5 separate regions of the Mus musculus genome follow, and regions 2, 3, 4 and 5 are each linked to region 1. The links are chromatin loops, found by intact Hi-C in ENCODE. Cell type or tissue: heart. All regions are shown on one strand. Region 1 has its middle 9.6 kb from the start of Elac2. Region 2 has its middle 37 kb from the start of Gm29851. Region 3 holds the start of Gm12292 (a long non-coding RNA gene). Region 4 overlaps Hs3st3a1 (heparan sulfate (glucosamine) 3-O-sulfotransferase 3A1). Region 5 has its middle 2.7 kb from the start of Hs3st3b1.

Region 1 (5,000 bases):
GAGATCATGCAGCTTAGCATCAGCCCCTGCTGAGGTGTTCAAGTCACAGGGAGTGGGAAGAGAAAGTGAGAACACTGTGTACACAGATCCAGTGGCTCTGCTCCTTCTGACTTTAGCATCCTCCACATGCCAGCTTATTGTTTGGTGGCTTCAAAGCAGCGAGCCATTGTTAAGCATCCAACACGAAGGTCTGTCATCCAGAATCTTGAAGCTATTACTGACAAGGTGAAGGACAGAATTGGAGTCATTATAACACAATGCCTTTTTTTCCTCTCCCTCTGTTTTTACTTTGTACTTGGAAACAAGGCAGCCAACTCCAAGTTCACAGCACATGCTCAAGCCCAAGTCCCATCCGTGCTCCCTACCTCCTGGTACTTTGCGGTGGGTGTCCTCATCCACCAGCTGGACCCAGCATCTTCAGCATTACCCAGGATTCTGCTAAAGAGGGAACTTCTCGGGCCCCTCTCCAAGCCCACCGCAACAGAGTCTGGGGTGAACGGAAAGGTGAGCAAACACCATGAAGGAGACACACTAAACAGCACAGCATTTACTTTCAAAGTGAAAAACCACAGTTAGGAAGCAGTGGAAGGAAGTTTGAAAGGCAAAGAATGCAGAAACCGCTCCTCATCACAAGAGGAAAACAGACACAAGCATTCCAGGGGCTGGAAATGTTGGCTGCACACATACTTTTTTTTTTTTTAAAGCCCACAGTGTCTTTTTTTTTTTTAAATTTCACTTAAAAATATAAACTCAACCTTTCCTTTAAGTGATCTCACGACAGAGCACTCCCTGAGGCTATATTTCATAGAAAAACAATTACCAGAACTGGGAATTTCTTGTCATGATGGAACAAGGGTCTCTCTCAGCCAGGGCACCTACCTTGCCCCTCTGTGTCACTCCAACAGCCAGCAATGCCCTGGGAGGGCAGGTGAGATAGAAGGCTTTGCTTGTTTGTTTTGTTTTTAGAGTCAGGGACGGTCTGCTGGGACTCTGGTTGTCCCCAACTATCTAGCCAAGGCTGACCTTGAATTCCTCAACTTTTTACTTCCCATTTTCTAAGTGCCTGGACTACAGGGGTGCACCACCATGCCTGGGCTGAGACAAGGCAGCTTGTTGACCTTGTAGACTCACCACAGCAAAAGGAGACACAAGAAGCATCTCTGTGCACACTATGCCCTAACTTTTTCTTCCTCATCCTGGTTCTATTATTCACACCCAGGGCTGTGTATTCCCAACACCATGTGGCCCTGTTCTGGGGTTTGTCTGTCTCTCCATCTAGTTTGTAAGTTCTATACGGACAGAGACCAAGATGATCTTAATATTGGAACCCTTAGTCAAGTACCTGGTTCTTCACACAGACCCAGTGAGCATAAGACAGGCAGGCAGGAAGACGGGTTAGGGAGATGGCTAATAAAAGACAGTATCCCTGCTCTCTGAGCCTGGACCATGAGGCCTGAGAGCCCTTCTCAACCCAACACTACAAACAAATACCCTACATCAGTCCTCCTTAAATTCAAATCCCAATGCTCCAGGGGAGATGGAGAAGTCCTTGGTTTTCCGGCAGGGGCCAATGATGGCAGAAGAGAGTGAGAGAAGAGGCTGCTGTTGGCCCACAGAATGCAGCATCTCCCAAAGCTGCACTTAGCTCCAGGGTACTGGTCACAGGTTACTGGCTTGGGTCACTGAGATGCAGTTGACTTAGGAGATTTGTGGAGCTGTCACCAGAGTGGCTCCTGAAAACAAAGCCTCAGTCAGGCTGGCAGGGACTCTTCCTTGGGCTGGCTGCTCAGCTGCAAACCAGATGGGCTTAGCCAATGGTCACCTCCCTCACAAACCGTAGGATTTGGCAAACATGGGTAGACATTGCCACCCAGTGGTTATGGCTGGTAACAGGACAAGGATAAAGAAAAGCGGACAACCACACTATCCAAGGAATGGATGCGTGGGAAGATAACAACTGGAATTATTTTATTTAGCTTTTCTCAGCTAACCAAAACACACATTCATATTATTGTATATAAATTACTGTGGGAAACTCAGTGCAGAAGAAGGAGACGCAGAACTTTTAAAGATGCTACCATGTACTACTGGCCAAGAAAGAATGACCGGCTTGGGAATTCAGCTCAGATCCCTGGGATCTTATCCAGATGTTTGACCAGCTGGTCACACAAGTCCCCTCCAGTCAATTACTTTTCTTGATGTTTCTAATCAACAGTGTTATATATGTGACGCTGTAAGCCTTTACATTTAATATTAGCTCATAACTCAGGAGCCTAAACCAGATGTTTGGGGTGAGAAAGAAATTGATGACTTATCAGGAGATTGAACCCAGGCCACTGGCTGCTCTCCAGGCATTCTGCCAGCTAAGTGGCAGAGCAGAATGCCTGTTACCCATTCTCTTCAGTTACAGAGGGAGGAGGGGACAGAGTGCGGCAGAGCACCAGTGTATGGCAGCATGCAAGGAAACCTGGGCAATGTTTCCTTATAAAGCAGGGGCCTTGTGTTCTTTTAAGTCAGTAATGATCAGGATTTTCAGTGTTTTAGACGTGTTTATGATTTTATGGAGGAGAGGGAAATAATGATGGAGAAGAGACTGAATAAATAACCAAGAGAAGGCACTGAAGTGACATAGTGGTTGAGTGTTGCAGATGAGGGGAGATCATGTTTTAAAGGGACTGCCTTAGGGGCTGGGGAGAGGCTCAGTGGCTAGAGTGCAACCGTATTACAGGACACTACATGAGGACCTACATTCACATCTTCAGCACCCACATAAGAACTTAGCACATTAGAACACATTTCTGTAACTCTGGCACTATAAGCCAAGCAGTCAGGGGCAAAGGCTGCCAGGTCCCAGGGGCCCACCAGCCAGGCAATCGAAGCCAAAATATCAAGCTCCGGGTTCAGTGGAAGATCCCTTTGAAAAAAAAATGTAATAAAGTAGAAAATGTGCTTAAAGAAAACATGCTGACATCAATGTTTCCTTTATGTTCCTCATGTTCCTGCACACTTAAACAAACATGTGAACAAATACACACATGAGCACAGAGATACAGACTTGATCCAGGCATGATAATGTCTGTAATCCCTAGCACCTTGGATGCTGAGGCAGGAGGATCACTACGAAACTGAGGTCAGCCTGGGCTACATAGGAAGTTCAAGTTTAGCCCATGAGACAAATTGATGCTGTGTTTCAAACAAACAAGCAAAACAAACACACTGTCATTTCCTCTGCCTTGCCTGGGCAGCGAGGCCCACTCACTTCTGGAGTGAGATAGACTACAGAGCAGACATAAAGCAAGTCTTCTGGGTTTTGCTTTCTCAAAGACAAGCTTCCAGGGGAATGAGGATGACAAGGTACCCTACCTTCATAAGGGTTCAAACTCATGAAGGACCAGAGACATTTTTGCCTTCCTGCATCCCTCTAGAAACACACACTAGTCTTTAGAGCAGGGGGCAGAAATTGGTTGGGTTCTGTGTCTAACTTCCCTGCTTAGAATCCTGGAGAAGTGTTGCTGGAAAAATGGCATAGCAGTTCCTAGTACTTACCTCTCATGCAGTGTTCAGCTCACTGCACCTCCAGGAGGCAGCTTATAGCTGCCTGTAACTCCATTTTCAGGGATTAGATGTCCTCTAGTAGGCTCTATAGGCACAAAACAAATGTGGTACACACACACACACACACACACTGTCCTTAGATAGGTTTCTATTGCTGTGATAAACACCGTGACCAGAAGCAGCTTGCAGGAGTGGGCCAAAAGGTTTATTTCAGCTTATAGTTCACAGTCTATGATGAAGGGAAGTCAGGGCAGGGATTCAAGGAAAGAGCCTAGAGGCAAGGCTATGGAGGAATGCTTACTCCTCCTGGCTTGCTCATCCTGCTGTCTTCTACCACCCAGGACCACCTGCCCAGGGGTGGCACTACCCACCATGGACTGGATCCTCCCACATCAACCATTAATCAAGAAATGCCCCCATAGACTTGCCTGTAGGCCAGTATGATAGAGGCAATTCCCCAATTAAGGTCTCCTTTCTAGAAAAAGCTAGCTAGTGTCATGTTCACACACACACACACACACACACACACACACACATTCACACTCACAAAAATTAAACAAATAAAATAAATCTTGAAAAAAAATCATTTCCTGGGAAGGGAACAGACCTGAGCCAGGCAGGGCTGCTGCTGGGTCTGGCCCGGTAGAATCCAGTGATTCTGTAGGAAATAAGCCCTGGGAAGCTTATTTACCTGAGTAAAACTCTTGGTACAAAAGTACTTAATAACTAGCCATTCTCTCTGCATTATTAGATGACTAAGGTGTCAAGGACTTTGGCTATTGTCCATTTCCTCTGATGGGTAAATGCCCAGCAAAGGGTAGCCAGCACAGAACCTGCTTGCTCCTTCTTTCTATCCCTTCTCATGCTAAGCATGGTGTCTTCTAAAGTCAACTGGTGCCAAGCAACATGTGAAGTTAAGCTGTGTAAACTTGGCTGGGTTATAGCTCCAGCTAATTCATTTACCACTGATCCCAGCTGTTTCTCTGAATGTGCTTAGATAAAGTATTATTTAGTTGCACTTCTGTTTCTGTAATGATGAAGGCAGCTATAGAAGGAAGGGCTTATTTAGGCTCATGGTTTAGGCCCATCAGAAACCATCCGAAGCAGGGGATTAGGACAGCTGGAATCAGGAACATCTCATGCAGCAAGCAGGAAACCAAGACTCATGGGAATGGCATGTGGCTTTTGAAAACTCTCAGCTTGACCCCCAAGTGACATACTTCCTCCAGAAACCTTGACCTTCTAAACTGCCCAAACAGTCACCAACTTGGGACCAAATTACTCAAATGGCAAACTGTGGGGAATAACTCATTCATATGACCACAGGAGATGACCTTTATCTCCAAACCTCACATCTCATGTTCTGAGAGATTGCAGAGCTGGCTTTGGGTAGAAAAAGGGAGACAGATAGACGATCGCTGAGTGAGGGTGGGTAGCAAGTGCTA
Region 2 (5,000 bases), 1.8 Mb before region 1:
AAGAGCTGTCCCTATCTGTGAGTTCAGGCAGCCTTTCTTTCACTTAACAATGACTGACTTAACTCTTGTGTGGTGATGCTTCAATCTGGGCTTGCCAATGGGAGAAGCTGTAATAGAAAAGGTGAAAGTTTGCAATCTAGTAAGAACGAAAACCAGATTCGTACCGAGGCTGCCAAGGTTCATGGATGTGGAGTTCAGTACTCTCGATATTCTCACTCATTCACTGTGTGTGTGTGTGTGTGTGTGTGTGTGTGTGTGTGTGTGATGTCCTACCATGCCCCAGATATCAAGCCAAAACACTGGCTCATAATAGACTTAATGGATGTTTTGTTCATGGAATGAGTACAAGGAGGGAATACATGTGTGCATGCCTGTTGTTATGTGTCTTTGGGGGATATTTGGAAACATGCATGTACACATGCACGCACTCACACACATATGTGTGTGTGGGTGGGGGAGGTGCGCACGCATGCTCATAGCAGATTTTGGCAGAGCCATTGTATCTGGCATGAATTCTGGGGTGAAGGTACCTAGGCTTTGAAATAGCCTTTTGTAAATCGTCTGTGATTGCTATCTGAGGTTTTATGAGGCTGCTTCTTCTGAAGAATTCATAAAGCCTTTGCATAACTTAGTCCTGAGACATTCCTGGCAAGCTAAGAAGTCTCCTCTGGCTGAGAATTGCTTAGGTAATAGTTCCTTCAGACAACTCCTAGATCAGATAAGAGGTTTTGGTATGCAGAAATTGGCTTGCTAAACATGCCTTTTGTGTAACAATTAGGAGGCTCTGCAAGCAGGTTCAGAGTTTAGTCTTGAGAGGTGGATCCCCCAGCTGCTGAGAAGCCCAAATCCGTCCTGCAGTGTCTCTCTTTCATTGATCATCCCATGTAACCCAGAACACTGGTATGTGTGCACATGCATGCATATGCAGAGGAGAAAGACTATAGCTAAGAGTTTATGGTTATTTAGCAACCTATCTTCTAAGTCCTACAGGCTGGATTATCTCCTATAGTAAAGCTGCACAACATGCATGCTAGCGTCCTTCCTGGTATCACTTGTAGCTAAAGCAGGGCACGGGTCGATAGAACAGAAAAGAAGCTCGCTTGAGGCTTCTGAGAATATTCTTTTAATAAAAGAGATACACAGAAGAGAAAATGCTTCTCTTTCTATCAGGTTAGTGCTATGGCAAATGACCAGGAAATGTGAATAGTTGATACATTGATGATGGGTGGTGATGATGATGGTGGTGGTGGTGGTAATGATGATAGTGATGATAATGGTGGTGATGATGATAGACTTGAACTGGCATATGGTCTTATTTTCCAGCCATTTCTGAAGAAGTCCCCTGACTGGTCAGCTCTTGTTATAACTCACTAAACAAAGCCCATTCCAAGTCATGATAGTAATGTGTGAGTGTGTGTGTGTTGGTCAGATAGGTTCTGTTCTGTTCCATTCAGAGATGTTCTACCTTGACCACAGCCTCCATCCCACAGCTCAGCACATCTAAAGGGGTCAAGGTATTCGTGTAAGATATAGTTTGCTTTGAGAAGAAGCCTCAGCCACTGTAGACCACTGTGGGTCGTGGGAACTGTGTGCACCCCTGTGTACCTCAGAGACTCTGAGCCACAGCAGCCTCTAAAGGAGGATTCAATGTAGGAGGTTGAGGCAGGGGAACCATGAATTCCAAACCAGCTTGGGAGTTCTACAACTACATAATGAGCTCATCCACACTACATAATGAGTTCAAGTCCAACCTGGGTTACAAAACAAGGCCCCATCTCAGACGGAAAAGGTTTTTGTTTGTTAATCCACCCGAGTCTTGGGAGGGTAGATTGTGCTGTAAAAATCCAGGTCAGGGGAATGGTGACATGTGTGGAGATTAGAGAGTCAGAAAGAGAGCTCCAAGCATGGGACCTGGGGTAAGTTGGGGTTCCAGTTTGCATTTTGCACAAACATTGTGCAAATTGTTCACAATTGTCCATTTTAAAAGATCTTCCCCCTCCATAATTTCAAGAAAAAATTAGAACAGCGATGATTTTTACAGAGATTCCCCTATTCTCTTCCTCTGCAAGCTTCTTCCTTACTTGGTCAGTACCTCTCCAGGAGAGTGGTGCGGTGTACAGGTAAGAAAAAGAATCCAGCCTGAAGCAGATCTTTACTCCTTGACAAAGAGTTGCATTCTGCAAATGCAGTACCCAGTCTGTCCACTGGGCGGCGGGTACAGCCACGCAATGTCCAGGGCAGGTTAGCTGTGGCGGGCTGAGTGGAAAGGCTTTCTAGGAAATGAAATATTTCTGCTCTGCACAGCTAGCTCATGGTCAATCTGATGGTTTTGTTTGTTTGATTGTTTGTTTTTGTTTTTAAATTTGCAAGCTCCTAGATACTTGAACAAGCCTATCTCTGCTTATAACATGAAAGAGACAAGCAATAGAGCGATGTTAAGAGATGAGAGAAGGTCCCCCAAAAAGCGGACAGCTGCAGGCAGCTCCATTGGAACAAAAGACCAGGAAGAGTCTGGGATCCACTTGTCCGGCAGCCCACGGCCACCTAGGCACTCTGGGTAAGTTAGGGAGACCACAGTATCAGGGACCAGCCAGCTAGAAAATTCCACCACAGCTGACTAACCAACGGCTTATTTATGCAGTTTACATGTGAGGTATGCATCTGGCCTGCTAGGAAGGGAAAAGAAAGTTCAGAATTGAGAATAAATATACGTTAATTTTTTAATTAAAAAAAAAAACAACAACCAAAAAACATTTTTTTTTTCCTTCTCAAGTCAATTCACACTAGGCTCTCAGAAAGTTAGACCTTCAGGGAAGACCTAGCTTGCCAGTGGATATTCATCCATGAGAACCTACTCTTGAGAGGACGTTCGATTCAGTTCTTCATCGTGGTATATGTCATGGTATATGTCCATAGCTCCAAGTCCTTGAATGGCCCAGGAGTAGGAAAAGAGACAGTATCAGCGTGCTCAGTGAGTGCTGGCGATGGGCGGAGTTCCGGAAGTGTGCGCCTTCCTTCAAGCATTCCGCTCTTCCGACTGATGACAACCTGCCAGGCTCCAGGGATGCCTCCATAACAAAGCACCTCGCGGACTTTGTGTTTAAGTGGGAGGTGCAGACTGAGGAATACAGCATCATCCAGTGAGAGTTAACTGCTCCAGAGGCGGTTGTGCGGGCAGGAAGAGGCCAGTGTGTGTAGGGGTGGGGTGGGGGTGGGAGGGAGAGTCGAACATTTAAATGTTGCTCCAAGGCATCTGCCTCAGAGGATATCCCTGCTGGGTGAGGTCACTGGGTGAGGAAATCCCGCCCTCAAAGCCTCTTGCCCAAGCTGCTGATTTCACTTGCGCATGAGTTTGATCAGCACACCGTTCGATCAGCACAGAGGTCTGACTGCATGAGGCATCTTTATTAATTGTGGACTCTCAGAAATTTCTACCCAGTGAGTTAATGAGAGCCAGGGAAGCGCTGGCTCTGCAGTGAGCCTTAGGTTAGTGCAGCACTCAGGTTCACAACATGTAGGTCAGGACCCCTGGGGAAATCAATGACCCTTTCACAGGGGGTCCCTAAAACCATCGGAAAACACAGATATTTACATTATGATTCTTAACAGTAGCAGAATTAGTTATGAAGTAGCAACAGAATTAATGAACAGAAGTTCATTGGTGTATATCTCTCTATGAAGTCATGACAAGCCGAGACCAGAGAAGAAAGCAAGGTGCACCAATGCCAGGGTGTCATCAGTGAAGACCAGCAAGGTGAACCCCAATAAAGGCTAGCAAAGTGAACCCCGATAAAGACCAGCAAGGTGAACCCCGATAAAGGGCAGCAAGGTGAACCCCGATAAAGGACAGCAAGGTGAACCCCGATAAAGACCAGCAAGGTGAGCCCCAATAAAGACCAGCAAGGTGAACCCTGATAAAGACCAGCAAGGTGAACCCATGCCAGAGCATCATCCACTGTCTGTTGGCTATACTTACACTTTTTAAACATCACATGTGCTCTTAAGTCTCTGCTCCAGCAAACATCACATGTCCTTTCACCAGACAGCTTCCAGAAAAACACCACATGACACAACTGAATCTCCAACAAAACCAGAAAATTCCACTTCACCCAGGGTCAGGCTCAGGCTTTTTGTCAGTTTTCTCTCTTGAGGGTGAACTCAGGGGACCCATGAGAAATATAGAAACTCTTCTGAGAGAAGCCCCCATGACCTAAGGACGTCCCATTAGTTGTATCTCTTATAGGTCCTATTCCCTTTTAACATTGCCACAGTGGAACCAACCTTCCATCATGCAAGCTTTGAGGGACAAACATGTCCAAACACACCAATGCTTACCTCAGTAAGGAGCAAAGAGTTGCTGCATCCATTTATACTGGCAGCAGGTCATTTGTTTTGAGTGTTTCTGAACAAAGCTGTCAGGAAGTTAATGTGCTCTGTTCAACTGCACTTGAGTTGAGTCTGATGACCCCCCACCCCTACCCCAGCCAGATAGCTAATTTTAGAATGCATGCAAGGCTTTTGAGACTGTCGGATATTCTGAGGCTGGGGTCCCTGAGCACAAGGACATGCTGACCCTTATGATGAGACCACTGAAGGTCATTCCTCTTTTAAGTACCACATGTGTGGATATGTAATCAGCTGTTGGTTATGGCGCTTGAGCCAGTTCTCTGCATAAGGTGAGAGTCGGATAATGGCATGCAGACAGAGCCACTGTGTCTGGAGAACAGCCACATTCCTGAGTTACATGATTGGATCAGCTTCTCTCTCTTCAGCTTTAGCTCTCTTGGTTTCTCCAAATCAGCTGTGTAGTTCCTGAGAGGTCTGTGTGCTGATAGGAAGGCAGGATGTTCTTCATGTCACCTTGTTGTCTGTTACTGTTGGGTTCCTGTGAACAAGAGACTCGAAGATTCTCTCTCTCTCTCTCTCTCTCTCTCTCTCTCTCTCTCTCTCTCTCTCTCTCTCTCTCTCTCTCTCTTTTCATGCCCAAATTGGAGATTATG
Region 3 (5,000 bases), 71 kb before region 1:
CTTTTAGTCTCTTTAGCTTCAAGATTGTTTCTCTAGCCAGCAAGATGGCTCAGTGGGCAAAGGCACTTGCCACGAAGCCTGACAAACCCAGCTTTTCCAGGAACCACGTGGTAGAAGGTGAGAACCAATCCCCCTCCTGCACAGTGTCCTCTGACTTTCACATCCACCCAATTCCTCCACCCCCACCACACACATACATGCACGCGCATACACAACATGAAAGTGTAACCCTCATTAAACTTTTTAGAATATAGCAATAAAACATTACAGACAGAATCCCCTCAGTTCCCAATTCTCCAGATAAAGGAGCTGGCACACACAGAAGCGACAGACCCCCTCCCGTCTGCTGGTGGGTGACACTGTGCCACTCAAGTGTCTGTGCTGGTGCCGGGTAAACAAAGCTGTTGTGCTGCCAGGCCTGTGAAAACACAGCACTTGTGATTACACACAGTGGCCAACACCGCATAATGAAACCACAGCGCATCCCACACAGACCGCACAGGAGACTCAAAAGTACAGTCGGATGCTCCTTGACGGTTGCAAACTACACTTTCCGTTGTTAGCTGGAGTGAGTTTCTCCTGGTTACACAGTTCACCCTACAACGGTGTGCTTTATCATGCTGTCAAGCACCCCCTGGGTGTCACGCCTAGCACATCTCCATTCCTCCACAACAGCCGCAGAGGGTTGTTCACCGGTGACGCCCAGACACCCAGAGTCCTGTGAATGCACTCTTTCATGCTTGCACAAAGACAGAATTGCCAAGGGGCACATTTCCCAGAATGCATCTCTAATGTTAAGCAGTCATACCTGTATACCTGACAGCATGTATAATGCTAATGTTTGTATTTCAGAAATCACACACACACATACACAATATTAGTTAGTTTTCATAATTGTTATAAAATACATAATATAATATAATTAATTTACAAGCAGAAAAGTTCTGCTTAATTCTAAGGCTTCAGTCTATGGAGAGGATCCCTCTATTCCTTTCAAGGGTAAGGACAAATGACCTGGCTTCTAGCCCTACTCTTTAAAGATGTCACCACCTCCCCAAAGCATCACTGGAGACCAAGCCTTCTATATATGGACCTTTCAGGGACATGTACCCAAACCATAGCGCGCGCGCGCACACACACACACACACACACACACACACACACACACACACACACACGAATAGTACCTTGTTAATAATGAACAGATGGTTATTATGGTCAGCCATTCAGTTATTGACATTTTTAAACACATGCAACAGAAGAGGTGTCTGACCTTTATATGAGAAAGCAGGAGAGGGCCCGACATCGATTGATGGGTGACTGGCTCTTTGGTGCTATGAAGGAGTGTCATCAATAGTGGAGATGAAACGTGACAAGATACCTTAACACAAGTATCAGAAGCTTACCTGATTAAAAAAAAAAAAAACAAATAAATTGCAGATCTCAACAACAGGATGCTGAAAACACATAAATTTTAAAACTATACATTTTTTTAGAGACAAGGGCATGGTGTTAAATTAGGGAGAAAAGACAGGAAATGAGAAAATGGGAGCACTGCTGGTGGGGAGGAGGGAGGTGAGGAGGAAATTCAAGGAAGCCAGTGTGTGTGCTCCCAAGGGACAGAGACAGTGCTCGCTGTGTCCCTAGGCTCCTCTCATAGTAGGCGTGTACATCTGTGCTTTACAAATAACTTCCTTTAAGCATGAACATCTTTGCATATATTCAATGAAATATGATCACATCTAATCTCTATTTCCCCTTCCAGCTTCCTCCATATATTTCTTCCAAGACAGGCCCCAATCCACATGAAATATTGCTTTTTTTTTCCCTCTCTGTAAACCCAGCCAATATCACTTAAGCTGGCAGTTTCCCTAGTTTGATCAGGTCTTATGCTGGTGACCACAGCTGCTATGTGCCCATCTGAGAGGTCCACGCCTTGCCAAGAAGACAACACTTCACAGCTCTCCTCTCAGCCCCCAGTTCTTGCATCCTTCCTGCCTCTTATTTCACAGTGTTCCCTGAGATCAATGCAAGAAGAACTGAAAAAGATGTTCAATTTAGGATTGGTATCTATTCTTGACTGTCAATATATGTATAACCACTGTAGGTATGCTATGCCAAAGTTTTATCAAATATGGTATGCATATACAAATGTAAAATATATAACACATCATATATGTGGTGCATATATATATATATATATATATATATATAAAACACAAACATGATTTAATAATTAGTAATAATGAAAATCAATTTGAATAGAGGCATACTTCTACCTAGAAAGATTCACACACACTGCCTTGCTCCCTAGGGAGCAGGGCTGGAGGAGAGGGGCTTCTCCATATATCTTGCACTTTTCTACAGAGAAGATTCATCTGATGATAACATGAAGAAGTGTAACACTAGGAATCTGACGGTATTACAATCCTTCTCGGTCCTTGTCCAGTTCTCTGTTGGTAACAGAGCGGCAGCTGGCTGAAGAGCACAGAGCTTTCTTAGATTTGCGGAAAGATGAGATGTGGAGACAGGTGCATTGGCCTTGACTTCCGGGCATGAGCTGAAGTGTGGACCAGCATAGCCTGGATTCAAGCATCTATCATGGAATCTTGAGAGAGAGAGAGAGAGAGAGAGAGAGAGAGAGAGAGAGAGAGAGAGAGAGAAAGAGACCGAGAACATCCCGGTCATCTGAGAGCACAGAACCGCTGCCTGAGTCGTGGCGAATTCCGAGGTAGAGATGGCACAGAAAAGCAAGATTGAAGTGTGGAGCAAAGTTGGCAGACAGGGACACAGGGTTGCACTCCAAAGAAAGGGGTCTCAGCAGATTAGAAACGCAGGTTGCAGGCCAAGGTCAAATTTGGAATGGACTGTAACATGGAATGAGAAATCCGATGTTTTCTAATTTCTACAGGTTTCTCTTGAAATTTCCTTCAGTAAACACGTTGGAAAAACCACTGCCTGCTGTGTGTGGTCCCCACAGCACACAGGCATGGAGGTCATAGCCAGGACAGCGGAGGAAAAGCCAGTCTAGAAACCAGGTATGCCAGGTGCTGTAAAGCCGATGTACCTTCTGCCCTCTGCTGGCAAGCTAGGGAATTACGACAGCGAGGCTCCTGCCTTAAAAGGATGTCACCCAGACAGCAAGCAGCTTCTGCACCAGCGACAAGTAACCCTTTCAAGTTGTTATCGTTCTTATCTGGTAACAGTTCGGTGAAGCGTTGTCTTCCTCCTCTGCAGAAGAATGCAGGCCACGGGGCACAGAGACAGGGTGCAACATGCTACATGCCCTGCTTCAGCCCCCAGTCTCCTCTCCACTGTGCCAGCCAAAGGCTGTAAGCCTAGTCCAATAAGTCAGAAGGCCCAGACCACCAGTCAGATTCACGCTTTCGGGTGATCTGGGGGAAGGCTGGGATCTCTTTAGGAACTGGAAACCATTAGAAAGCTGTATCAGGAATATAGAAGGAGAACAAGATCTTTAGTGTGGGGGGAGGGTGATTTTGGGATCTCTCCCACACCCGCACGGACCCACGTGCTCCTCACTTTATTAGCTTTCCTGGCAAGCTCATGATGATAGGAGGTGCCTTCTCCACCACGGGTTTTACACTCACAATATAATAGAGGGAACAGAGGTGAAGGTGGGCTGTCTGTAAATTGTCCTGACATCTCCAAGCTAAACTTTTGACACCAGTGTCACCCTGGCAGCCTGAACCCACCAGGCCAGGCCAGAGTCAGCAAGGAGAGGTCAGTAGCCGATTAAGCAAAGCTCTCTTGTCTTACCCCAGCTGAGGTGCTGAGCCCCTTAGCACCTTGTCAAACACGAAATTTAATCCCGGTTTTATTTTCCAATTGCTTTTTAAAAAACGCACTCCCCATTCGGGGCGATAGGGGGAAAAGGTCCTTTTAAAATGATTTATTACGTGTTAACAGCTAGAGAAAACCTAAACAATGTCTCCATAAAGACCCAAGATCACGTTTTTAATTAAGAGCCACAACTTTTAATGGCAGGCATAATGTGCCCATTCATTCCAGGGCACGGGCACCCTGGGTAACCCAGCAGTCACATTCGGTGGAGGAATAACACCCTTCAGTTCGCACCTCAAAGCCTCCTGTTAAAGAAAATAACAATAACGTAAGCCCCTTTTAAAACAAGCTTGACATTTTAACAGAAAGGACACATTCTGTTGGAGGGCAGGGGCGCCTGCTGCCACTGCTTCTTGGGCTGACAATGGTCCTCTCAGTGCCTAGAAGCTCGCCAGCCTCCTAAACTGCATTGCACAGCTAAATCACTGTAAACAAGCCCAGTATGAGTTACCTGGTCAGTTCCTGCCCAAACTCGAGGTGGTGGTGGGGGGGGGGGGCTGTGTCCCCAGAGTATAACCAGTTCCTGACTCCTTCACAAACTGGCCCTTTACAAGCTGTTATTTTCTCTACTTGGTTTGTTGAAGATTAAAAGCTAAGGCTCTAAGTGAACAGGGTGCTGGGAACCCTGTTTGTATTAAGTACTGTTCGTTCCTTGCTTCCCACAGGCAGGGATCCCAGGAATGCAGTGAGGCCAACATGGCTGTTATCCACTAACCTAAAAGTCTTGTTCCTTGAGGGTGAGAACACTGGGAAGTGGCAAATGAAGGATGCACCACTGTGGTGAAGTTGCGCAGACATTGTGAACTGGGAAGGGCAAAGCTCAGTGGTGGGGTGCAAGAGACGTACCCTTAAGATACAACACTACTGCACCTGAGAGAATAGAAGAGGGATGGCTGGAGACTCACCTCCTGGCCCTGCTTCTCTGTAGGGCATTGTAAGAGTCCCTGCCCTCCCTATGGCTGGACAAAGGAACACCCTTATCTTGGAAGACACCAGTCCCAGAGGAGAGTATGATGAATGGAATGTTGCTTAAATTCTCCCAATTCATGACATGCCTCTTAATCTAAGCATTAAAATGGTACACATCGAAACTGTTTGGGGGGGGGGAATCTTCATTTCTAAGGCTTTTATCATATAAA
Region 4 (5,000 bases), 530 kb before region 1:
AAAAGGAAAGAGGAGAGTTTCCTTTTAAGTTAGAAAACTGTTCCTCATTACTGGGCTTACCAAGGGAAGCCTATGTCTATTCCTTTATCTTTGGGGTAATTCCCTGTGGTTAACATGGGTCTTTGCTCCGGTATTTATTTGCCTTGACCCTTTGCCAGATAGTTGTCCAAGGTGGTAAGTCATATAGAAACTTAGTAAAAGTGTCAAGAGTCCCTGTAGTTTGGATAATCTATGCCTCATCACGTGCCAGCAACGACTAACTGGGTTTTAAAGAACACTTTGTTGGTAATACTATCAGCCTGACAGAAATTTTTCTAAAGATCTCCTAACTATTATCTTTACAAATAAGATAGTTAATTTTAAAGGGGGGGGGGAAATCATGGGAAAATGCGCTGGATACAATTTAGGAAGTAAATGTTATTTACAGGATAAGCTGATTTGCCAGTGTCAAATTCAGATCACCTATAATATCAGAGTTAGCCAAACTCTAATAAATTCTAGCGTGGCCTGGATTTGGTTTGTGGTAAAAAATACTGATTTATTTTCCCCTCTCCTCCAAGTTCAAGGACAAAATTCATATGGTTAGAATTTTCTCATTTTTATAAAGTTCAGCCTGTTCATAAAATATTCATTCTCATTATAACTGAAACAATATTAGAAAAGTTATGACACAGTTGAGGTACACGTGGAAGGAACCATTCATAAAATACAGACAGACATGATGTGACGAGTTTATTCACTTGTAGAGTCAAGAACATGTTCAGATTGATTTCGGGAGCTGAATTTATAGTTTAGTCCTAAAAAAATAATAATCAAATTCAAACATTAAACACTTCTAAAAACAGTAACTTCCCAGTCATTGGAAAGAAAAACAATCAGCTTTCCCCTGATATAGCATATATATCATTTAAAATCATCAGCCACTTAAATATACTCCCTCCCCCATGCTTCTGTCATTTATGCCCTATCCTCTGGGAAGTTCTTATGCAGTGACCTGTTGAGTCTGGACAACAGGTCCTTCTTCTGGACACAAAGGCTGTTCTGTGCTATTCCCCAAGGACACAAGAATGAAGTGATTAAAGACCCCTAAAACTCTTATCTAGAGCCGCTCGCATTGAATGTGGCCTCATACAGTGCAGGGAGAGACCCATTTCAAGCCATCAGTCTGAGACATACAGGCCGGCCCTGGGCTCTGAGGTACAATTAAATATAGTGAAACATTTAGTACTAATCCCCTTCATTTTTGCTTTGCCCTACTAAACTTTATTTTCACAAGATGGGATTGCTTCTTCTTACTCCAGTAACGTCTGTTTGAGGGCATGGTATATCTACAGACCTGGATCTGATTTTCTGTGGAACTTTCTGAAATCATGTAAAAGCAAGAAGGTTTTGAGGTAACTCGAAACACAACTACTTTAAAAAAAAAAGTATGGAAAAAAAAAAAAGAAAAAGAAAAAGTCATAAACTTTAAGGCCGCCCTGTCCTTTACTATGAAGAAAATCTCCTTGGATTGTTTATCCAGTAGAGGAGTTTTATAAAGCAATTTATGGTGGTTACAAAAATAACTGCACAGTAGGCTTCATGGTTTGGTGAATTTAATTTTCCAAGTGTCGGAACAATGTCTTTGTTTTAACATTCACAGTGGAGTGGGTTTTTTTTTTTTTTATTGAATGCATAAATTTAAGCTCACTGAATTATATGAGAAACTCTTATTTAAGAGGACCCAACCTGTGGAGCCTGGATTATGGGATTATTTAATGAAAATTTCCCCACGGGTTCTTTTCATCTTGACTCTGAACTTGGAGTTTGATGTTTGTGAGAAGGACTGAAGACTGAAGTCTCTATGTGAGAAAACCCCACACAGGCTGTCTTGAAGCTGCTGTTCATTTTGGCTACTTATATTTACCTAATATTCAGAAGAAGGGTCTGGTTAGACTGTTGTAAGTTGTCCCAAATTTGCAATATAGAATTTCTATGCATACTTAAGACCACACACACACACACACACACACACACACACACACACACACACGCAGGGGCAGGGGCAGGGGCAGGGGCAGGAAAAAACAACAACAAAACCAAACTTTTTATTTGCACCCTGAAGAAAGTTAGAGAAGAGAAAAATATAGGTGATACTTTTGATGCTTAGTGATATGGGGAGTCAAAACATGTCTAGTCTGTCTGTCTGTCTGTCTGTCTGTCTGTCTCTCTCCTTCTTTGTCACTATTTGTCCTAACAGTTTGCGGTGGGAGTGCCCCCTACTGTCCTCACAAAAGGAGAAAGCTTTCGCTTTAAGGAAGTTTGAAGAAATCTCTTCGAGAGGGAGTTTGAGAGTTAGAAATTTCTGTTGCTGAGGTGTTTCTTTATTTCCACCATCAAGATGAAAATAGAAATGTAAGCTGTGTTTCCAGAGTAGAGTATAAATCCATCTTTGAAAAAAAATTATAGTAAAATGAAAATGAATTTGTTACTCAAAATCTCTAGACAGGATATTATTCTTATTGATTTAAAGTGTTTTAATGTTCCTACCAAACACCCTAAAAATGTTTCTGTGTGGGGACTTATATATATAACAACTCAGCACACTCCAGTAGAAGTATTTGGGTATGAAACTCCTCCTTGTTGAATTTGAAAAGCATCCCCCATGACTTAATGGAGCAGAGAGTATTAATACGACAAATGTCTATGGCTTGTGTGTCATGGGATAGTACTCATTCCAAGTGAACAATATCCACTGCTATTGCACGAGTGGTATGACTATAAAAGGGAGTGTACATCCTTTTCCTTTCTTCAAAATGTAAACATCTTTACTGGAAGTCAAGACTGGATCTCTCTACTGTAGTTCCAGGGCAGGTGAGCTTTGAACTGAATGAAAAGGGCCCGCTCCCCGTTTGTCTATTACATCAGTACCAACTAAAAGGTATTCTATTTTCCTTACAGAGACAAAGGATACATATTTGTAAAGTATTTAAATAAACTACACACGAACATGTGTATGTTCACATATATACACTCCTTTTGGTATCTTTGGGGCCATTTGTCCCATCCCCCTGCATGTATCACACTTTGCAGATGCTCCAGTCTCTCCTATAAAATAGTACAATATTCACACATAACTGAAAGCATCCTCCTCTGCACTTTAAATCATGTATGCATTATTTATAATGTGTGATAGGACATAAATGTTATGTAAAGAGCTCCTACAGTATTGTCAAAGGAATAATAGCAGAAAAAGTCAGGACATATTCAGCACAGATGCAATTTTTTTTTCTGTAAGTTTCATGCAGTTGGCTGAGCCTCTGGGTATACAACCTATAGATACAGAGGGCCTGCTGTGCATCTGTCTGTCTTCTATCTATTTATACATCCACACATGCACACAAGCACACATGCGCATAAGTGGCTCCTTGAATACTCTATGCCTTTATTTGGACCATATTTAGAAGCATTTACTATGTTGTCTTTAGTACTACCATGTCCCATATCTTAATTCCCATCATTAGCAAGACTGGACCATTTCGGTCAAGAATATCACATTATCACATACAGAAATGATGAACAAGTACTTAGTGTGAAGACTTGAAGCTCCTAACTTCATCAAAATATGAAACATTTTGACCTTACAACATCATAGATCATGGCCTTCTTTTTCAAGGCCACTGGAGCGATGACTTGAACAAAGGCACTTCTGGTTTCTGGGAGAGCGCTGCATCTCGTGGCAGCTGGGAACAGCTGCACAGCACCTCCAGGAGCCAATCCTACCCTCTGGGCCACCATCCCTTTCTTTCACAAAGAGTTTGAAACTTAAGCTAAAGGAGGTGCAGATCCTGGCCACCCATGCAAGGTCATATGGAGTGAAGTCCAGAGACAATGAATGTCCTTGAGTAAGCAAAGAACCAGGGCCAAGAGGACTCTGAGCCTAGGGAGTCCACGTGTGTAGAGAAAAAGGGAGGCATTTCCTCCATGACTATAATTCCCAGGAGCTCTGAGTGACTAGACACTTCCCACCTGCTCTCATTGTCTGGAATTCTGGGCTTTCTCCCCCATAGATATCATTGGCAACTTAATCAGCTGTGCATGTGTGTGTGTGTGTGTGTGTGTGTGTGTGTGTGTGCTATACATGTATGTGTGTGTGGAAGTAGAAATACAATAGAAGGGGGAGGGATGGCATTTGTATGAAGAACTTCATTAAATGGTTGGGGAATATCTAAGAAATGCTGGTTATAGAAGAATTGCAATACCTCTTGCAAAACCTCAGGTCTGCACTTCCTTGTGTGTACGTCCCCTTATGATCTGAGGGTCAGAGCATGCAGATACACTTTGTGTGTGAACGTGAAGACAATCTCTGGGTGGAAATCCTCCCACAGCGTTATGATCTCCTGCTCCCCGTCCCCCTTTTAACAGAAAACACGCTGGCCCAAATATTTGTCTCACATAAATAAACTGGTTGATTGGCCAGGGAAGAATAAGCGCCAAGTCTGTATTTTAGAGGGGTCATGGGAATAAAGTCAGCCTGTGCAATTAATGACAACAGGGGCTAACCTTACATAGACCAGATGTTCACATCATGAAGAGTGTTGGTCACAAAGCAAACAACCGTCCTTGATATAAACAACCATAAGAAGTGGTTGTCTCTCTATGGGACACATTTAAGCAAATATAAATTGTACCCACCATCAGTTCCATGTCTGGGTCCAGGCAGGGACCCTGTATACTTAGATATTTTTTTGGGGGGGGGGGAGAGGAAAAGAGCGTTACCCTCACCTAATAGAGATGCGGCATATAAAGAGAACTTGTTTTGCCAGACACAGTGACTCACCTTGTAACCCAGAACTATGGAGGTTGAATAAGGAAGACCTCAAGCTTGAAGCTAGTTTGGTTCCCTAGTGAGGAACTACATAAAAAACAACACCCCCCAAAACAAACAAACAAAAAACAAAACAAAAAACCCAAAATATAAAACAAGGCGATCTAGTGTAGTTTCTTGGTCTCTATTTCCC
Region 5 (5,000 bases), 1.0 Mb before region 1:
GTTCAGGGAGGCGAGGCCATCGGCTGGTGACAGGAGCAGATGGTGAGGATGCTGGAGTGACCCAACGCTGAAAGAGGTCCCACCCGGTTGAGTGGCGCTCTCTTATACACGCGCGCTTTTCCACACTCGCTTCTGAGGCCAGTCTTGGCTATAGTTGCCTATGTGACAAAGATGCCAGTCCTCATCCAAGGGTCCCGCCATCCGGCTCCTGAGTGTAAAAGCTGCAGAAAAGAGACAGGGATGGAAGAGGGAAAGCCGACCAGACGTGTTTCCAGCCCCACCCGCAAACCCAGTTTCATAATCGGGGCTCAGGGAAGGGCCTCCAACAGACCCTGATTTAGGAAGTTTAAGTAGGGAAAACCTCGGCGGAAGTCACTAACTTTCCCGCTCTCTCAATATTGTCCAGAATGGTCTCCCTGTGCCTGGCGCTTAATAGGGACAGACGTAAACACTATCTCACTCTTTCCAAACTCTCCTGAAAAGGCCTGGGGGGTGAACAGAGAGAAGGAAGGTTGTTTAGTTTAAAGACACTAGTTGAAACTTAAAGTCACATGTCGGAGTTTTATATGGGTATCTGTTCCTTGGCATCATTAATTTGATAGATGTTCTAACTTCTTTCTCTTGAACAAACAATTAAGCCGGCATCCGCCCCTGCTTAGAAGATTGGTTGGGTTTCTGACCTATGACTCTGTACTGAATCCTAGGCGTTTTCCCCCAATAACTTTTTTTTAAGTCGAATGTTGATATGGGGTAAATTCAGGAGTAGTGACTAGCACTTATTTAATGGTGAAAATCCACTCCGAGGCTTCCTTGTTTCGCACCTTTGTCCAGGGGGGCGGCCCGGAAAGGGGTCTTCTCAGAAACTGTCAGCTCTGGTGAGGGAAGCTCGGGCGCTGATGCCTGGCCAAATTTCTGCGCTGGCGATCGGAGTTAGGAAAGTCGGGATGGGGACGTTCACCCAAGTGGCGGCTTGAGAGCCTTTCGGTGCCTGGAATCCATTTTCCGCAAGACCGAAAGGCCTCCAACGCCAGGCTGCGTGCGGTTCCGGGACAGAATTTTCATTCCTTCCGACCCCCGTGCAGGCCGCGGGGACGCAGGAGGTGACTCACTCTGCGGCCACAGGCGCCTTGCACTTCCCGGTGGGCACCGGCGGGCGAAGCGGAACCGATCTTATCCTTTCTCCCTTTACTCAACTATTTGAGACAGTGTGGGGGTAATCAGAGTGCATACTGTCTCCCTCCCGGAATTAATGTCCCCAAGTGCCCAGAGCTCTTGCTGCTCCTCCACGGTCCGGCTTCCGGACGGTAGAGCCAAGCTAAAAAAGTAGGTTTGAGTTGTGCACCTCGGATTTGAAGTGCATCCTAGCCATAGCGGTGACCAAAGATGACAGAGCGGCCGCCACCGGACCTCTGCGCTCTTGCTATACTCTTTTGACATCCCTATGTGTCTAGCCCAAGACAATTTCCTACAAAACGGTTGAGAGGGAAATCATTTAGTCGGAGGACACTTTTCTTTCTTCTCCTTTATTGCAGCTGTTAGGATTTCTAGGGTTTCCACACCCCTCCCCACCGCCGTCGCTGAGATGTGGGTTCTTCGAAGTGATTTAATAGTCCTCATTAAAAAAAAAAAAAAGTTAATCAGTCAATGTAGGAACAAATGCATCTCTGAGCACTAGTCCGGCTTTTTGTTTTCAGTTCGAGAAGGAAAGATCAGGGTCTCCGACCGGCGCCTTTTCAAGTTCTCGTTATTTAGATGGGAAGGAAGTTGCTGATTTGAAAGTGGTGAATTGCAGTTCCCACGTGGCTCCCTGAAGGCCTGACTACGTGTAAATAGAAATGGTCCCTGTCCTGTGGGTTAGCAAAGGCCATTAAGTGAGCGATTACACATCGAGACCACCGGATATATTTGGAGTCTCTTTTTCCGGGGGTGGAGGGAGGAAGCCAACGAGTGGAAGCAAAGACGTGGGCGTCGGAAATTGCCAAAAGTGTGGCGCTGAGCTGAGCGCCTAAGGGCTAAATCGCAGCCTGGCCTACTAGGTCCGGTTGCGGAGAACAATAGGGGAGTTCTCTCTATGCCCCAAGCCAGGGCCTCGGCCGTCCAAGGTCAGCGGGTGGGCGGGGTCAGAATTTGCAGTTCGGAGCAAGTTGCAGGCTGCGACTGCACGCTTTGGTCCTTTGGCCTTCAAACTCCCCAGGAGCTATCCTGGAGTGACTTGGGAGTTACTCCTGTGCCATAGCTTCCCTCGTTCAGACCTCAGCAGATGCCATTTCTTGCTTGGCCTTACACACCAAATGCGAAGCCTGAGATTCGATCTTGGGCAGAGCTGATGCCAATCTGACTGGAACCCCCTACCTTTATCTATCGTTCCTGGGTATCCAACAAGTGCTACCACCAGAACCAGAAAAAGAAAAAAAAATGCCCTCCAATAAACTTATCCACAATGCTTACTCTTTGGAAAATATGTTAAGGGGAGAATTCAGCTTCAGCACACCTGAGGTTTATGTCTTATTTGGGTTCGTTTATTCATGGTTACCTAATGAGAGCGAGTACCCAGTCTAATCTGCAAGGCAGTGGTGGTCCTTGCCTTCTTTCCCTGGGTCCTGTAGCTAGCAACCTGTTGTGACTCCAAACTTTCTAAAAAGGAATGGCCTGAGCTAAGATTCCAGCAGAACACGCTCTCCGGCTTCCATCCTAGCAGCTGCGCCTGACCCGCCTCCTTTCTGATGGCTTCGCCCTCCCATCCCCCGCTTGTCCCGGCGGAACGGCAGAGAAGGCATTTCCTGGGCGGCCTGAACCGGTGGCCCAGAGCCCCAGTTCCTGCCACCGGAACCCTCTGCATTGCCCGCTGCCAGCTCTGCCGCCCCTGGAACTGAGCAGCTGCGAGCCGGATCTGGAGGGACTGGCTGTGAGCGCGGCCGCGGGTACCCTGCCCGCCCACCAGGGAGCGCTCCGACCTGCGCTACTGCTGGACTGTTGGCTGCGGCAATCTGGTTTCAGCAGAGCGGGGCGGAGAGGCTTCAACTTTGGCTTAGATTCGGCACCTAAGGCTGCTGGCGCCTCCTGGACGTCACAGGCGCCAGTGTCCTCTCTGTTTCCCCAAAAGGCTATAGGCGCCGCAGCCTAGAAGCTAAGCATAGGATGGGGAGGATGGGTAAGGAATTCCTGGAGATGGCGGTGGGGGGTAGGGGTGGAGGCAGTGGCTGACCAATAGGCTAGAAAAGCTTCAGTCCCCAAGTCCCACTGTGAGAGGCAACATCAGCCCCCACGGAGAGCTGAGCCTGGATTCTGAGTAAATAAAGTCTGGGGTCTTTGAGTGACTCAGCTGCCAGCCTCGCTAGGGATGCGAGTTCTCATTTCATAAGGGGGGAAAAAAAGTGTGATGCTCAGATTGAATTTATGACGTGAGGGTTAAGTGATGCGCTGATTCCGTAGTTTTCCTGCACCATGAACAGCACCCTGGGCCGGGGTCCTCCCCGCCCACCCTACCCTGTACCCTGGAGACCTGGGCAAGGCATGGGAAGTGAGAGAACCCAGGAATTTCCTGAGCCTTTCAGGATGGATGTTTCCCTGCTCTGGAAGTCACAGTTTCTGTCAGGATGTCCTCTAGCTATAGCTTGGTTGTCAGCAGGCCCTACCAGGAGGTCTTCTCAGGTGGAAGACCTTCACAGCTGGGACTCTCCGGCTGATTAAAGAGTTCTGTGATTATACTTTCGTCAGGCCTCCCAGTTGGAAGGAGTGATTCTTCCCGTGTGGACACTGACCTGTGCTCCAGCAGATCTGCACTGCTTCTATAATCTGCCTCCCTGCTACCTGCCTGCCTGCGGGACTGGTCAAAGTCAAAGTCAAGTCGCTCTCCTGAGCCGCAGAAGATCAGGCCATAGATTTGTCTTCAGCCCTTCCTCTTAGAAGCAGACCCTCCCCACATATAAACACACACACACCATCATCATCATCGTCATCATCATCATCATCATCGTCCCCACCACTTCTGTCTTCGGTTCTCCCGGGGATGCCCTTCACTAATGGATGGACAGAAGTCTGAAAAAAAAAAAAAAAAAACTAATCTCATTTAATTTTTCCACTAGAAACTTCCTATGGAGACAAAGTTGTGCTACAACCCTACTATGTGTCTACAGGACACCCAGCTCCCCACTGTCTAAAACAAGCTTTCTTTATTTGTTTGTTTGGCTTTTGTTTGTTTTGTTTTGTTTGTTGAGACATGGCCTCACTAGGTATGTAGTCCTGGCTCTCCTGGAACTCACTCTGTAGACCAGGTTGGTCTTGAACTCACAGAGATCCTCCTGCCTCTGCCTCTTGAGTGCCCGATTTAAAAAAGTGCGAGGGGGAGCTTTAACACTCTACAACAAGACAAGGGTTTCTGGAACATCTCTGAGACCACATGGACGGCAGGGCATTGAGCTTCTCCAACAGGTCCGCCTTGCCTTCTGTCCCTGCTTTCACTGTAGAGGAAGCTGCGGGCTCCCTGGAGCGAGCCCAGTAAGCACTTTCTAGCCCAAGGATATCTCTTTCCCAACAACCAGCTGAGAGCAAGCTATTCATCCAGCTGCCTTTTCTGATTGCAGAGTCCCTATAGAGAGAGAGCAGTGGGGCGGGGCTTAAGGGCGGTCCTGTCACAGGGCATCCTCTGCTGATTGGCTGAAATCATGTCTGCTCCAGAGCCTCCTATGGGGTCAGGAAAGGGTGAAAGGTGTGGACCCATGTCTCAATTCCACTTCTGCCCTCTGCCCAAACTTGCTTCCTGACCCTTCTGCAGTTGGGGAAGGGTGAACAGGGCACCTGCACACTTCACGGGACCCATCTGTGCCTACCATTTCTGGCATGGTTCATACCAGCAACCCCGGCCTATTCCTATACGGTTTCCACAGCAATATCTGTGTACAGTTTCTATCCTCGCACCTGTTAGTTCATCTGTGTCGAACTACCTTTACTTGTTAAGGATGGAAAATCACATAGCTCCTGAAAAAGTAAAAAGTCAAATG

Evidence for each region. A loop is a pair of places that touch in the nucleus more often than their neighbours do. Peaks named below come from ENCODE experiments on the same cell type or tissue, not always from the same donor. Only the 100,000 strongest peaks of a DNase experiment are listed, where the experiment ranks them.
Region 2: it touches region 1 in a loop (13-fold over the local background); 12 of 42 quality-filtered maps call a loop at or near these places.
Region 3: it touches region 1 in a loop (2.8-fold over the local background); 2 of 42 quality-filtered maps call a loop at or near these places.
Region 4: it touches region 1 in a loop (2.9-fold over the local background); 5 of 42 quality-filtered maps call a loop at or near these places.
Region 5: a loop joins it to region 1, with 7 times the contacts of the local background. A loop is called at or near these places in 15 of 42 quality-filtered maps.

The regions. Positions count from the first base shown.
Region 1 is chr11:64,966,888-64,971,887 of GRCm38, forward strand. No RefSeq gene overlaps it. Among named protein-coding and RNA genes, the nearest start is that of Elac2, 9.6 kb to the right of the region's middle. In heart, a CTCF peak has its summit at 1,880 (motif pointing left); a DNase peak (open chromatin) is centred at 1,794; H3K27me3 peaks cover 704 bases.
Region 2 is chr11:63,211,043-63,216,042 of GRCm38, forward strand. No RefSeq gene overlaps it. Among named protein-coding and RNA genes, the nearest start is that of Gm29851, 37 kb to the right of the region's middle. In heart, a CTCF peak has its summit at 2,201; no DNase peak of the experiment used is centred here; H3K4me3 peaks cover 413 bases; H3K27ac peaks cover 1,969 bases.
Region 3 is chr11:64,895,875-64,900,874 of GRCm38, forward strand. Gm12292 (a long non-coding RNA gene) reads right to left here and starts at 3,209. Exons shown (of 5, transcript XR_001780237.1): 1 at 3,068-3,209; 2 at 1,274-1,406. In heart, a CTCF peak has its summit at 3,091 (motif pointing left); no DNase peak of the experiment used is centred here; H3K27ac peaks cover 486 bases; H3K27me3 peaks cover 505 bases.
Region 4 is chr11:64,436,862-64,441,861 of GRCm38, forward strand. All of the region lies in intron 1 of Hs3st3a1 (heparan sulfate (glucosamine) 3-O-sulfotransferase 3A1), which reads left to right. Among named protein-coding and RNA genes, the nearest start is that of F930015N05Rik, 2.7 kb to the left of the region's middle. In heart, a CTCF peak has its summit at 2,258 (motif pointing left); no DNase peak of the experiment used is centred here; H3K4me3 peaks cover 495 bases; H3K27ac peaks cover 41 bases; H3K27me3 peaks cover 1,996 bases.
Region 5 is chr11:63,922,504-63,927,503 of GRCm38, forward strand. No RefSeq gene overlaps it. Among named protein-coding and RNA genes, the nearest start is that of Hs3st3b1, 2.7 kb to the left of the region's middle. In heart, a CTCF peak has its summit at 2,939 (motif pointing right); DNase peaks (open chromatin) are centred at 968, 2,058 and 2,798; H3K4me3 peaks cover 3,343 bases; H3K27ac peaks cover 1,402 bases; H3K27me3 peaks cover 2,839 bases.